2 separate regions of the Mus musculus genome follow, and region 1 is linked to region 2. A link is a loop called in an ENCODE intact Hi-C map of the cell type or tissue named here. Cell type or tissue: left cerebral cortex. All regions are shown on one strand. Each heading gives the region's core, and the rest is flanking DNA. Links, peaks and the distances in the headings are about the cores only.

Evidence for each region. Hi-C counts contacts between places; a loop is a spot of excess contacts. Peaks named below come from ENCODE experiments on the same cell type or tissue, not always from the same donor. Only the 100,000 strongest peaks of a DNase experiment are listed, where the experiment ranks them.
Region 1: it touches region 2 in a loop (5-fold over the local background); 4 of 42 quality-filtered maps call a loop at or near these places.

What each region holds. Positions count from the first base shown.
Region 1 is chr2:90,868,083-90,875,710 of GRCm38, forward strand. No RefSeq gene overlaps it. Among named protein-coding and RNA genes, the nearest start is that of C1qtnf4, 14 kb to the right of the region's middle. In left cerebral cortex, for the core only: a CTCF peak has its summit at 3,503; DNase peaks (open chromatin) are centred at 2,425, 2,957, 3,336 and 3,573; H3K27ac peaks cover 3,640 bases.
Region 2 is chr2:90,958,974-90,966,601 of GRCm38, forward strand. All of the region lies in intron 1 of Celf1 (CUGBP, Elav-like family member 1), which reads left to right. Among named protein-coding and RNA genes, the nearest start is that of Celf1, 22 kb to the left of the region's middle. In left cerebral cortex, for the core only: a CTCF peak has its summit at 4,509 (motif pointing right); DNase peaks (open chromatin) are centred at 4,472 and 6,064; H3K4me3 peaks cover 845 bases; H3K27ac peaks cover 4,424 bases.

The DNA.
Region 1 (7,628 bases), core at 1,057-6,056, 91 kb before region 2:
CGTCTGAAGACAGCTACAGTGTACTTAGATATAATAATAAATAAATCTTAAAAAAAACAAGTCTGCTCACACTAACCTAGCCTACCACTGTCTCACGGCCATGTCTCAGAAGTGACAGGGTCCAAAATCACTTGTCTACAACCATTTAAGTACGATTTGTATTAAAACATCTGCTCTGGAACAAACTTGCCACAACCCTGAAGAACATCTTCAAATAGATCCTGATAGTTACAGGGAAATCCGGGCAGAGGACAGACTTGGAGGACAGCAAGACAAAGCAGTTATATAAGAGCAGGGTCGTGAGGGTACAAACTGACACTAAGCCTCCAACTCTCCAATTGAAACTATGTGGCACCAACCTCTACCTCAGAAAGGCAGCCAAAAGAGTTCCCTAGAAAAGCCAGGTTTCCATGGCAAATGTCAGGTACTGCATCTGCTTCCGAGGAGCAGGAAGTGCCAAAGGTTAGGTAAGGACAAGACCCAGCATTGCACATTCTCTATCCAGTCTGGGACCCTGCCTTCCTGGTGGCAGAAGGACTGATGAGAATGTCTTTTGGCTAAAAACAAAGGAGAGGGGTGAGAATGGGAGCAGCCATGCATTGTCCTGCTCACTTGCCCCTGGAATTCAATACCAGCCTACCCCTCTGCACAGCAGAGGACAGAAGTCCTGTGGTAAATATTCTTGTCTTCCATGGTGTTTCCTGTCCACTGAGAGATGCACAAATGATAAGATCATGAAAAGTCTAGTAGGGAATAAAGATGGCTCATCAGGTAAAGACATCTGATGTCAAGCATGAGTTCAGTCTTGGGACCACGTGTGGCATGGCGTGTGCTCCATACGCCGTACATGCACAATGAAGGAATGTTAGATTAGTTGAAACCATATGTAAAATGTGCTCTCCCTGAGCTCTGAAACACTGCTTACTGCTGGCGGAGTGGTACAAGCATCATGGAGTCACAAGAGGGATGGATAGTTCATATCTAGCCGGGCAGTCATTAAACATTTAATGAAGGCGTGACATTGGTTTCTTCAGTATTTAAGTTGTGTGTTCATGCAGCTGGAAATGGGGAGACGGTCTGCTAAGGCTGTGAATACATATAGAAGCCAGAGGATGACCTGTAGGAGTCAGTTCTCTCCTTTAAGAACATGTCAGAGATTCAACTCCAGTCACCAGGCTTGGCAGCAAGTGCCTGTACCCACTGAGCCATCTCTCTGACCGAGTTGTTTTTTAAAACCAGAGACAGGATGGTGGAATGGGAGCAGTCTCTAGCTCTGTCACCAGCTGTGGGGTTTTAGATCAGTTACTTGTGGTTCTTGCTCGGTTGGTTTGGGGTTTGGTTTTGTTTTGGGGGGGTTGTTTGTTTTTTGGGGGGGAGTTTTTTGAGACAGGGTTTCTCTGTATAGCCCTGGCTGTCCTGGAACTCAATTTGTAGACCAGGCTGGCCTTGAACTCAGAAATCCGCCTGCCTCTGCCTTCTGAGTGCTGGGATTAAAGGCGTGCGCCACCACACCCGGCTCTTGGTTTTGATTTTATGGAGCTGTTAACTGAATCCAGGGTTTGTGCATACAAGGCAAACATTCTACAATTGAACTATAAGTTAAAGCTTTAATCCTCTTGAATTCAACCTTCTCATCTCTAAAATAAGAAATAATGCTTACTGGAGTATTAAATCAAGTATATGGGTCCAGTTAGCATTTGGTGCGTTGTAGCTATTACTGCTAGGATAGGGGATATTTTACAGATAACAGCAAAGTCAATAAAATTCATAAAGGAGTTGAAGAGCAGCGGGACTGCTTCTCTGGCTGTCCTACCCTTTCTTCAAGGCCATTGAAGGAACACCTGGAGCAGAGACCAGCACATTCTACTATTCAGCAGACACTTGTTGGATATGTGTCCAGCTGTCTCCGCACAGACCTGCCTGAGTGTCTCACAGAATCCCACACTGAGTTACATAGTAGCCTCTGTTCCCAAGCCTGTAGCAGTATTTCTGCTCTCCAAGTTTCTAAGACATGTTATCAACACCCTGTTTCCTAAGGCAGAAACCCTGGAGTCCTCTCTGCCCTGCCTCTCTTCAGAAAAATCACCCTAGGTTCTCAGGAGTGCTGCCTCAGAGGTGTGTCTCCTATCTTTTCTGTCCACCGAGGGAGGACAGAAGGTAGATAAGCCTCAGGCTAGCTCTGTTGTGGCTAGGGCACAGGAGTCTCTTGCAGTTTTATCTACCCTAAGGGCCATGGGTGGTATCTTTTTCTGACCCACAGCTCTCAAGACTTCTCCCTGCCTTCTTTTCATCCTGCAGCCTGAGCCCAAGCCCCACAGGCACAGGTCCGCAGCCTCTGCTCTATGTTTGTCCGCCAGCAGCTGCTATCTGTGTTATCTTCCATGCAGCCTTTGTGCAGGAGGAGCTGGGCTGAGAGACAGGGCTATTTATAAATGGAAAGTGGGTGTAGAGTTCTGCAGTCACAGATGTTTTAAACAGCCTAATTCCTCCTCGCCTCTTTGAAATTCCTGTCCACCCCCTCATTGCCTAACTTTCCCCAAATCATCTACATTTCTGTCCTCCCCTTGGTCAGAGCCACAAAGGAAAAAACAAAACAAAACAATAAAAATTCAGCTACAGAATAAAGCTAAGGGTGGGGACAGTTCACCAAGAATGTAAGACCCATGAGAACCCCTGAGCTAAGTGGAGTCCAGGTACACACATGTGTTAGCAGTGGCCCCACAATCCAGGTAATATCCCCAGTTTCCAAATGAGAAAACAATTACAAAAAACGATGTAAATTTGTTAGTAAGCACCAGAGAGGTAGAATTCACATCTGGGTGTAACTGATGATAATGTGGGAGGAACCAGACACAGAGTGAGACATGGAAGCCAAATCCCTTTGGAAGGATATCTTGGACCACCTAGCCACATTCCAGTGGCTATATAGCAGTGGACTGGAGACACAGCTAGTGCTGCAGCCACTATAATCTCCCCCAGCTAAACCAGTGGTTCTCAACCTTCCTGATGCTGTGACCCTTTAATACAGTTCCTCATGTGTGGTGACCCCCAATCATAAAATTATTTTCATTGCTGCTTCATAACTGTAATTGTGCTACTGATGTGAATAGTAATGTAAATATCTGCTATACTGGATATTTGATATGCGATTCCCATGATCCAGAGACAAATTAGGGGAACCAATGGCAATCGCTGCAGCCCCCCTCTGGCTGCCTGAAGCTTCTCTCCTAAACTTCCTTCTGATCATGAAAAGGGACACCTGGTGCTGTCAGTCAGTAAGCCAGGAACCACAGCCAGACTTGGCACCTATAATTTCAGCACTTGGCAGGCAGAGGCAGAACTATTGCCTTAAGATTGAGGCCAGCCTAGGCTATGGTGTGAGACTTTGTCTCAAAAATCAGAAAGAGGGGGAGCTAACTTAAGAGGAAAGGGCATGGTGGGGAGAGACTGAATCGATGCTTAAATGAGTTAAGGAAGTCAGAGAAAAGTTATCTCGAATTTAGAAACTAGATGGCAATGTGGTACAAATAGTATAGGAAGGTCTAAAGAAGAAATGAGGACATGCCATTTGCAGAAAGTCTCTCAGTGGGAGAAAGGAGGACAGAACCAAAGACGCCAGCCTAGCATCACAGAGGGTGTAACTAACACTATTTAAAAGGCATAAGAGCTGGAAGGAAAGGTGAGTCCTTGGAAATCAGGGCTCTCAAAAGGACAAACATATCCCTGACTTATTTTCAGTGTCAGGCGAGTGAGCCGAGGACTGGGCTCCTCTTGGGAATAAACTGGCAGTTGTCAGGGAAGGCCGGGTACTCAGCCTAGCTGTTCCTCATTGTCCCTGGGGAAACATTGCTAAGCCAAGCAGAGGAAAGGCATGGTTTAGAGAAGGCAATGAAACCCTGCACAGGAAGAAATAATGAGAGAAAGCTAAGGTACCTAGTCATTCCAAATGAGCTGCAAAACCAGGGTGCTGAGGAGCCCTTGAGATAAGTCCCAGGAAAGGGTCACAGTGGTGTGGCAGAGAAAGCCCAAACATTAGAGAAATATGTAAAGCTGACTCTGAAAACACCTGGTGGGTATGTCTTTACTGTGTCCTCCCACCCCCAAATTTATTGTAGTATTATATATGACACTAGCTAGGTTCTGAGTTTGGAAACCTAAAGAAATGATTTGGTGTTTTCACAAAGAATAAAGATGATGAAAATGATAATACCAATGGTAAATGCTATCCTTAAATAGTTCCCTGTTTCTAGCTAGACACCCCCCACACCTGGCTCATTCCTGGGAGAGCAAGGAGCTCAGAGATGACCCAGTCTGTGGCCTTTGCCTATTTAACCCCTTCTGCCCTTCACCCCGGTAGGTTAACCCACCTGTGCTTATCCGGGGAGAAACCTCTGTTTGGAGAGATTAGTAGGTCATCAGTGGTGCTGCCTCTATCGTATTTACACGCAATACCACTCTGGGAGAGAAATCTCATATTTGGGTGTCAGAGTCAAGCTTTTAAAATCACTTAACCCAGTAGAACGTTAAGAACGAAGGTTATTGTGGTCTGAATAAGAATGAGCCCCATAGGCTCACATATTTGAATGATTAGTCCCCAGGGGTAGCACTATTTGAAAGGATTGGAAGGATTAAGAGATGTGGCTTTGTTGTAGGAAGTATGTCACTGGGGGTGGGCTTTTGCTTGTTTGATTTTTCTTTCTTTTTTTTTTTAAGATTTATTTAGTTATTTTATGTATATGAGTACACTGTCAGTGTCTTCAGACACACCAGATGACGGCATCAGATCCCAATACAGATGGTTGTGAGCCACCATGTGGTTGCTGGGAATTAAACTCAGGACTCCTGGAAGAGCAGCCAGTGCTCTTAACTGATGAGCCATCTCTCCAGTTTTTTGTTTTTCAAGGCAATGTTTCTCTTTGTAGTCTTCGATGTTCTAGAACTCACTCTGTAAAATAGGCTGGCCTCACACTCCCCTGTCTCTGTCTCCTGTGTGCTCAGATTAAAGGTGTATGCTACCACCACCCAGGTAAGGTTTGTTGTGGTTTTTTGTTTTGTTTTTTTTTTGTTTTGTTTTGTTTTGTTTTGGGGGGGCATCCCTGGGAGTGTACTTTGACATTTCAAAAGCCTATACCAAACCCAGAGTCTCTGTCTGTCTCTGTCTGTCTCTGTCTTTCCATGTGTGTCTCTCTGTCTCTCTCTGTGTCTCTGTCTCTGTGTCTCTCTGTGTCTCCTCTCTGTCTCTCTGTCTCTCTCTCAATCTCTCTCTCTCTGTCTCTGTCTCTCTCTGTCTCTCTGTCTCTCTGTCTCTCTCTCTCTGTCTACGTCTCTGCCTTTGGACCTTCGGATCTGGATGCAGTTCTCAGCTTCTGTCCCAGTGTTGTGCATGAGGCCACCACGCCCTCCCCGTGATGATGGTGGACTTCCCTTCTAAAAGTGTAAGCAAATCTTCAATTAAATGTTCTTTCCTAAGAGTTGCTTTGGTCATGGTGTTTCTTCACAGCAACAGAACAGTGACTAAGAAAGGAATGGAAAGACCTGCATTTCTATTTGTAAAATTACATTCCTCTATTCACTCCTTCTGTAACTGTATTTCTGCCACAGCCCAAGTGTGAGGATGAAGAAAAACCTGCAGGAGTCAGTTCCCTCCTTCCATCAGGTCCTGGGGGTCAAACTCAGACTGTCAGGTTTGGCAGCAAAGACCTTTACCTACTACACCTGTTAAATTTTTTGTATGTGTATAGGTATTTTGCTTGCATGTGTGTCCACTCACAACCTGAGTGTCTTGTATTCCTACAGGCCATAAGAGAACATTAGGTCCCTTGGTACTGGAGCTACAGCAGGTTGTGAACAACACTGTGTGTGCTGAGAATTAAACCAGGGGCCTCTGAAAGAGCAACCAGTGCTCTTAACCACTGAGCCTTCTCAGCAGCCCTTGTTTTTTTTTTTTTTTGTTTGTTTGTTTGTTTGTTTGTTTGTTTTGTGTGTGTGTGTGTGTGTGTGTGCGTGTGTTTTGGGGACCATGCTTGTTTATTTTGAAGATGGTCTTATTTCCTATCTCAGGCCTGGAGCTTGCCATGTACACCAGACTAGACCTGAGCTCATGATCTTTCTACCTGTGCCTGCCAAGTACTAGAGCTACAGGCATGTAGCTGCCAAGGCATGTGCCTGCCAAGTACTAGAGCTACAGGCAGTGCCACTGCACCCAATCCTCCTCTTTTAAACAACAGTAAAATGTACCCATCAGTTCTTGAAATAATGTTGGGATTTTCATCATACTTAAAGGTCTTTTCTCACTCTGAAAAAAAATATTAGGAAACAAGTTAAATTTCATTTGTTTTATATGTGTATGGGTGTTTTGCCTACATGTGTGTCTGTGTACAACTTGCATGCAACTGACCAAGAGACCTGATAAGGGAGTTTGATCCCCTGAAAGTGGAAGTACAGAGGGTATGAGCTGCCATGTTGGGTTGGAAACCAAACTCAAGTCCTCTGCAGAAGCAACCAGTGTTCCTCATCTCTGAGCCATCTCTCTAGTTCTACTCTAAAAAAATACTTTTTGTTTTGAAAAATAACTTGATGTAAACTGGTCAGTGTGGGCACACCTTTAATCCTAGCACCTGGGAGGCAGAAGTTGAGTCTCTTGAGTTCATGGCCAGCCTAGTCTACAGAGAAAGTTCCAGAACAGCCAGGACTACATAGAGAAATTCTGTCTTGAAAAAAACCAAAGCTAAAAGGCAAACAAACAAAACAAAACAAAAAACAAAAAAGAAAGAAAGAAAAGAAAAAGAAAGAAAAGAAAAGTAACTTAATTTATTTTATTTTGTTTGTTGACAGAGTCTCATTACACAGCCCATGATGGCCTTGAACTCAGGATTCTTCTGTCTTGGCCTCTTAAATGCTGGAATTACAAGTGTGAGCCATCATGTCCAGTTCCATTTATGTATGAATGTATGTATGTATGTATGTATGTATGTATGTATGTATGTATTTGTATTTCATGTGTCAGTATTTTGCCTGTGCAAACAGCGTGCATGCAGTGCCTGTGGAAGTCAGAAGAGTGTGTCAGTGGACCCCTTGGAACTGGAGTCACAGACAGCAGTGAGCAACTGAACCTAGGACCTCTCTGCAAGAGCAGTAAATGCCACCCAGCTCGTAATTTTGAAGTGAAAGCAGTAAATACCCATTCACTGTAGAGAGTTTGGGTAAATATAAAAACTTAGAGAAAGTAGTTTCCTGAGAGAGATTTTAAAGTACTGAGAGAGCAAGTGGTTATGAGTGAGCTTGCGTCCAGAATTGCTTTCCAGGCTTCCTGTTTGCAGCATGATCTCTTGCTTCCCACACGTGCTGAACCATCCAGATATCACCCAGCATGCAGTGTTCATGAAGGCTGGCAGGTGTTGGCATTGTGCCCTGTCAGGGCCTGCCTTTATATTCCTTCTTTTACATGTATGTGTTTATTGCAGGGGGTCACACACATGCCACAGTGTGCATGTGGAGACAAAGGTCACCTTGTGAGTTCTGTTTTCTCCTTCCACTATGGATTCTGAGGATCAAACAAAGACAAAAAGTGCTTCTACCTGCTGAGCCATCTCATCAGCCCTATGTTGATTTTTTAAAAAATTATGTGT
Region 2 (7,628 bases), core at 1,444-6,443:
CAATGGAGACAGAGGACAACTTGAAAGAGAAAGTTTTGTCCTTCCACTATGTCGTAACTTGGGATCTTATTCAGGCCATTGGGCTTTGTGACAGGGCCTTCTTTTTTTCTTCCCCTTTACCTGCCAAGCCTTACCAGCCCTGCCTTTGTTTTGCTGTTTGTTCTCTTCCTGGCTGTCATCTGAATGGATGCTGGGATTATAGATGATTACAGGTATGTGCTGTCATACCTACTTCTCCTTCAGTTCCTTTTGGGTAGGTGAGTGGATTAGGTATTGCGACTTTATTGATTTCTTAGTGAACTAGGGTGTGTAAATCTCTTAGCTCTATCTTTGTAGTCCAAGTAGTTCTCCAGTGGTGGTAGGAGGTACTGGGGATTGAACCCTTGGCCTCATGTATGCTAGGCAAGTGCTCTCCTATTGGGCTTCACCCCCAGCTGTTTGTTCTTTCTTCCTTTTTCCTCCTCTAACTTCTTCCTCTTCCTTTTCTAAGATTTATTTATTTAATGTATATGAATGTTTGTTTTGTTTATATGTAAGTCTGTGTGCTGTGTGTGCAGCACCGGTGGATGCCAGAAGAGGGCATTGGACTCCTGGAATTGGAGTTTATTGGGATCACAGAGGTTGTTAGTCAGTACTGGGAATTGAACCCTGATCCTCTGAAAGAGCAGCCAGTGCTCTTAACTGCAGGCCATCTCTCCTGTCCTCACCAGTTGTTCTTAAACCTTGATCCTCCTAACCCCACACAGTTATTCTTACTCTCTAGCTCTGGAGCTGCCGATCTCTCTTCCCTTTCTTTTCCTGTACTGGGGATTTACTGTATACTTTTGTGTTCTATTACCAGGGTCAGCTGATACTGTGTTTGAATTCTAAACAGCCATGCGCTATGAGCTTCTAGAAAGAAAACACCATTTTCTTTACCATATAGTCAGCCATATTTGCTATAGTGCCTGGTCTTTGCCTGTGCCTTCTTTTGATTGGGAGCACACTGAAGAGTATCCTAAAGGGTATCTTGATACCTCCTCCTAAGAAGCCTTGAAGCCTCCATTTATAGGTTGATTCACAGTGGGAGAGAGCCACATTTGAAATTTATTTTTCTGATAATGTGACTTTTCTTATCTTTTATTTCTGTGCTGTCTTTTATATTTTTTGTACCTCTTGCTTGAGCTTGCACCTTCTGCATAGTTGGCTATTATGTCATCTTTGGGACTACAGAGTGAAAGTTAGAAGATTTTAAAGTTCTCAGAATAATGTCGCCCACATCGCACATATGTCACATTTTGAATTTACTAGCTAAGCCTCCAGATATGTGCTTTATATACAGTATGTTCAGCATACTGACTTATGAGAACCCAAAAACATTAAGACTTAAATCACTTTTGTTTTAGACAAAGGCTGGTTGTGTGTGTGTGTGTGTGTGTGTGTGTGTGTGTGTGTGTGTGTGTGTCTGTCTGTCTGTCTGTCTGTCTGTCTTTATGTCTATGTGTCTGTCTGGTATGGTGTGTGTCTGGTCTATCTACCATCCCGTTTGTTCCTGTGTCGTTATGTGCCATGTCCATCTATACCTCCATCCATTCACCCCCCAGGTTCTCAGTATATGGTTCTAGTTGGCCTGGAACTCACTTATTTATGTGAGACCAAACTGGCCTCTTATAGAGATCCATCTGCTTCTCCCTTCTGAATGTTGAGATTGAAGGCATGTGCCATCATAATCAGCTTTGGGTTTGATTTGGTTTGATTTTGACAGTATCTCTTTCCTCTATTATGTAGCTCTGGCTGTCCTGGAATTTGCTGTCAGACCAGGCTGGCCTCAAGTTCACAGAGCTCTACCTGTCTCTGCTTCCTTAGTGGTGGGAATAAAGGCCTGTGCCACACTATGCCTGGCCTTGTTTTTGGTTTTAACTACACCCCCCTCCCAAAAAAAACCCCAAAAACAAAAAAAAAAAAAAACCACAGGCTCTCAAAAAGCCCAGGTTGACCTCAAATTCAGTGTCTAGACAAGGCTGGCTTTGAACTCCTGATTTTCTTGCCTCTGCTTCTCAAGGGCTGAGATAAGGTATGTAAATGCACAGCTAATAGTTTTCACTAATTGAGGTATAGAACACTTTTTGTATTCATAGCTTGCTTTCCTTACTCATAATTCCTTTCTTTTGCTTTTTTATTAGTTTCTTTGATTTTAGTTTTAACTCTTCCCTCCTCCTGTATTGTCTTACGTGACTTATTTATCTTGAGACAAAGTTTTATTGTACAGTAGCCTATGTTAGCCTTTAACTCAGAGCAATCCTTTTTGCCTTCTGAGAGACAGGCATGGGTTACCATTCCCATTTTACTTTTTTTCCTTCAAGGCAAGAGTAGAATAGACAGGGGTGGCCTTAAGCTTGCACCTGCCCTGCCTTTATAAATCACCAGTCTGTTGGGAATGTAGCTTTGCCCATCTTGCCCAAGCTCCTGACATCCCTCCCCCCATTGGTATGTTATATAAGTAATTTTGTGCATAATATGTTGGGGCTTTTGGAAAATTTGAAATATCTATTGGTTATAAGTCTGTGGGCCTCAGCATAGAACTCTGATACGGCCTTACCTTTTTGTCACTGAGGAAATAGGTTCAGAGAGGAGACTGACTTGCAAAGTCAGTGTGCTATGGAGGCTTATGGCCATTTTTATTTTGAGATTATATTTTAATTATCCTTGCTGTATGTAATTATGGACTTTTGTGTTTAATTTTGTTTAATTGCTTACACATAGTAAAGTATGTAGTGATTAAAGCTGCGTTACATAAAATACAGCATATCCACCATAAGTTTCTATAATGAACCAAAGCTGTTAAAACAAAGATGTTCAGGGTTTTTTTTTTGGTTTTTTTGGTGGGGGGGATTTTTCGAGACAGGTCACTTTGTAGACCAGGCTGGCCTTGAACTCAGAAACCCGCCTGCCTGCCCCGCCCCCCCCCCCCCCCCCCGGGGGTGGGGGGGCTGGGACCACGCCCAGCTTGCTATTCATATTCTTAAAGATTAAATACAAAAGATGGTACACATCATTAAGAGATCTCAGTGACTGGAGCATTTGGCATGTCTGTTCTATGGTATATGAATGTTCTTTTAAATAACTGCTACAGGTTTTGTTTGTTTTGGGTATGTCAAGTAGCAAGACTTTGCACTGGAAGAATATGTAGTGGGATTAGGAATTCAAGTTTGCTGTTGTTTCATTATCAGTGAAAAAGAAAAGTTTAAAATTCTAAAAACTTAATTTGCAAATAAAAATATTGAGCTATTATGGGTTGTTTTTTGTTTGTTTATTTTTGTTTTTTGTTTGTTTTTTCAAGACAGATTTCTCTGTGTAACCCTGGCTGTCCTGGAACTCACTCTGTAGACCAGGCTGGCCTCAAACTCAGAGATCTGCCTACCTCTCTCTGCCTCCCAAGTGCTGGGATTAAAGGCATGCGCCACCACTGCTGCCTGGCTGAGCTATTCTTTTTTTTTTTTTTCTTTTGGTTTTTTTTGAGACAGGATTTCTCTGTGTAGCCCTGGCTGTCCTGGAACTCTCTGTGTAGACCAGGCTGGCCTCAAACTCAGAAGTCCACCTGCCTCTGCCTCCCAAGTGCTGGGATTAAAGGCGTGCACCACCACCGCCTGGCGAGCTATTCTGTCTTAATTTGACATTTTCTTTGTAAATGTTAGGGAGAAGTTAGGCATGGAAGAAACTACTTAGGATTTCTGTGATAGCCTCATCACACATTTAGCTGTGTTGAGAAGCTAATACTCTTGCTCAGCAGTTCCTTTGCTGGCAGAATGATATAGTGGTGTTCCTCACCAAGGACTGTCATGTCATCAGTATTTCTAGTCCTACTTGTGTGACTCCAGGTTGGCCTCCTAACTTGGTACAGCTGTGGAACTCCAGACCCTCCTACTTCTATCTCAAGTAGTTCTTATTTTGTTTTTTGCTTTGTTTGTTTAAAATAGTGGCTTGAAATTTATTCAAAAGACTAAATAGTAATCTTGGAAGTGGAAGAATATTTTCCTGAATGTGGTAGGTGAGAAATGTTTGAGGGAATGCTGAATTACTGTCTGTGTGTGTGTGTGTGTGTGTGTGTGTGTGTGTGTGTGTGTAGGGACTCCTGAGTGCCAGGATTACAACATGCCCAGTTTTATTTTTCTTTTCTTAGAATGTTTTTCTCTAAAGTAGGCAGGAACTGTAAGTAATATGATATTAATCTCATAAAACTGCATAAAACATTTTAGGTTGACATTACAGCCGCCCCCCCCCTAAAAAAAAAAAAAAAACCAAACCAAATCCAGCAACAGAGGAACTTCAGTGTATTCCAAATCTGCATTTCCCCATGTTGAAGACACTGTAGGTGAACTTAGTGAAAGTGGGTAGGCTCCGTGGAATAAAAGTCTACCTTTGCTCTCTCCTCTCTCTTTTTAAAATTTTATTTATTTTATGTATGAGTGCTCTATCAGCATGTACACCTGCATGCCAGAAGAAGGTACCAGATCTCATTACAGATGGTTGTGAGCCACCATGTGGTTGCTTTGAATTGAACTCAGGATATTTGGAAGAGCAGCCAGTACTCTTAACCACTGAGCCAACTCTAGCCACTACAATTTTTTTTTTTTTGTTGGTTTGTTTTGAGACAAGATTTCTCTGTGATGCCCTGGCTGTCCTGGAATTCACTCTGTAGACCAGGGTGGACTCAGACTCACAGAGATTCATCTGCCTCTGCCTCTCTGCCTCTGCCTGAGTGCCCCACCACTGCCTAGCTGCTCTCTTCTTTTAATATGGGTAACATTATTCCCCCTGCTTTGGCTCTAGTCAGATATTGTCAGCCATTACTATCTTGAATATTGATTGATCTTACCTGGAGCTACACAGGAAGTGTTAGAGGTCTTCAATGTTGGTATAGTTTCAATTTGTATTATATCGTCTTCTATATAAAACACTACACTCTTAATACCTGCTTAATTACCTGCTGCATTTCTTTTTTTTTTTTTTTTTTTTTTTTTTTTAAATCATCTTGCCTTTTTCAACATCACCCTTTTTTTTTTTTTGTTTTATTTATTTATTTATTATATGTAAGTACACTGTAGCTGTCTTCAGACACTCCAGAAGAGGGCATCAGATCTCGTTACGGATGGTTGTGAGCCACCATGTGGTTGCTGGGATTTGAACTTCAGACCTTCGGAAGAGCAGTCGGGTGCTCTTACCCACTGAGCCATCTCACCAGCCCACCTGCTGCATTTCTTATCTTTAAAGAATTTACTGCCTGGCAGTGGTGGCGCATGCCTTTAATCCCAGCACCTGGGAGGCAGAGGCAGGCGGATTTCTGAGTTCAAGGCCAGCCTGGTCTGCAGAGTGAGTTCCAGGACAGCCAGGGCTACACAGAGAAACCCTGTCTCAAAAAACAAAACAAAACAACAACAACAAAATTTACTGTAGTCAGAAATTGAGTATTCTTGTATTTCACAGTGAAGTGAATCTTAATTGCTTTCTACAACAATTTTGGAAACAGATACTGGGCTTGATTATATAAGCCAGCATCCTGAGAAGTATATTTAAATAATCTGTATGGACCAGAACAAAAATATCAGACCATCCCCAACAATTTGAGAGTTAGGGTGACCAGAGAGTAGTGCAGGTTAGATTGTTACTTAAATGTGGGAGGTAGCCTGTTTTGTTCATTATATTTCACGATTTAAATGATAAATTGAGCCTCATAGCTGTTGCTGTTTTAGCAAGAATCTGACCTAGTAAAAATTTTTTTCAGTCTTTTCAGTTCCTGAGGCTAAGGATCTTAGAATAGCGACTGTAATTATTGGGGCACTCCCTGACTGAGATAGAACCTCTCAAACCTTCCTTTAAGCCTGTGCGCTTCTCTGTTTTTATATGGTGTGTGTGAACAGAATGCATGTGTGAGAGATAATTGCCCTTTCACTAATGGCCCCCTTTCAGTAACCATGTATGGGTAAAGCTGCTCAGTTAGTTCCCTGCTCCTCCCTCACAGAGTGCAGAGCAGAGAGAGGGTGCTCTGCGGAAGCTGCTGCTCCACTTTGCAGCTTTCTATATTTGTACAGCAACAGCAGGAACAGCCCACTAGCTAGGCGGTGCAGTTATCCTGTGCACCCACATTGCTTCAGACCTGCTCAGGATTCAGCCAGGGCTTGAAGTTTGTGTTCTTAACGTGCGTCCATCTGTCTGTCTGTGTACATTTCTGTGGAGGACTAAGGTTTTCAAGTAAAAGAGGTGACTTACTTGTCTTTTTTGGTTTGATTTGTTTAGGTTTGTCAGTTACAAATTATAGAAGATTGAGAATTTTGGGACTGGGTGGAGAAAAGATCTGTAGTCAGCTAATATTATCTTGAGCAGATGCCAGGCTGGTGGACTTAGTGTCAGGAGGTTTCTGAGCTGCTTTAGAAACACGGCTCACTGAAGAAGTGCTTTGTGATCTCAAAGATCAGCTCGGAAGAGTGGGACTCAACACATTTTCTGTTCATGTAAATTTTGAGTATAAAAAAACTGAGATTTTGTGTGCATCAAGATCTTTGGAGTGGGTACAGTAGGACTATTAATTTGCCTTTTGCTGAGAAGAGCTGTGGAGAATATCTGGCTATTTTTGGTTTCCAAGCAATCTATGCTGTTGTCTGGATTCATAGTACTTTGCACAGTTTTGCCTGACAGGCCTTGTAATGTCTTGTGATATCATACCTATTTAGGGAGTAGAGGGGAAATGATCGATAGCTTTCAGGACGTTTTCCAAGCTGCTAAGGTTGATACTGTTTTAAAAGGAGACTTTTGTTGGCTTGCTCTGAGATTGTTTTAATCAGGTAATTCCAGTCTTGATCACTCCATCTAAATAAAGAGAAGCTCTTTGTTTTACTGGTTCCTTTTACTTCCTTCCCCCACCTCATCCCTGTGAGTCACAGGCTGTAGAGCTGGGAATAGAACTTGTCAGCTGAGTGGGGACAAGACAGTTTGCTGTACATGTTTATAACTATGGCTCATTTGGAGATGAGAAGACTTCAGATGCTGGATAAACAGCTTTACTGAGGTGACTTCTATCTGCATCTGGGTTGGTATAGATGCAGAATTATGTGGCTATTTGCTGATGTGTATTGTGTCTTTGAGACTCTGGGTCCTGTATACCTCAGAACACTCTAAAAGAATTGACTATAACAACATATTGACTTAATCGTCTTCTTGGCAGGTCTTTGTGCTCATCACATTTCTACTGTTTTCTCATTGATATCTGAACTATTAGGTAGGGGCTCTTGTTAAAGATCAAAATCAGTGACAGCTCTTAGTTGTTGTAACAACAACATAAGAAATCCTGGCTGTCCTGGAACTCACATCTTGTTTTTACAGCTCAGACTCAACAACTGATACCATGGTTAGCACATTTATGTTACAGATTTTTCTTTATTTTTGGTTATTTAAAATTTTTATAATTTTCCTGCCTTTATTATTGTTCTTGTTGGTGGTGTTATTTTGTTTTTGTTTTTGAGACAAAATTTCTCTCTAGTCCCGACTGTCCTGGAACTTTCTCTATAGACTGGGCTAACCTTGAACTTACAGATCTGCCTGCTGCTGCCTCCCAGGTCCTGGGAATTAAAGGCATGTGCCACTATGGCCAGTTC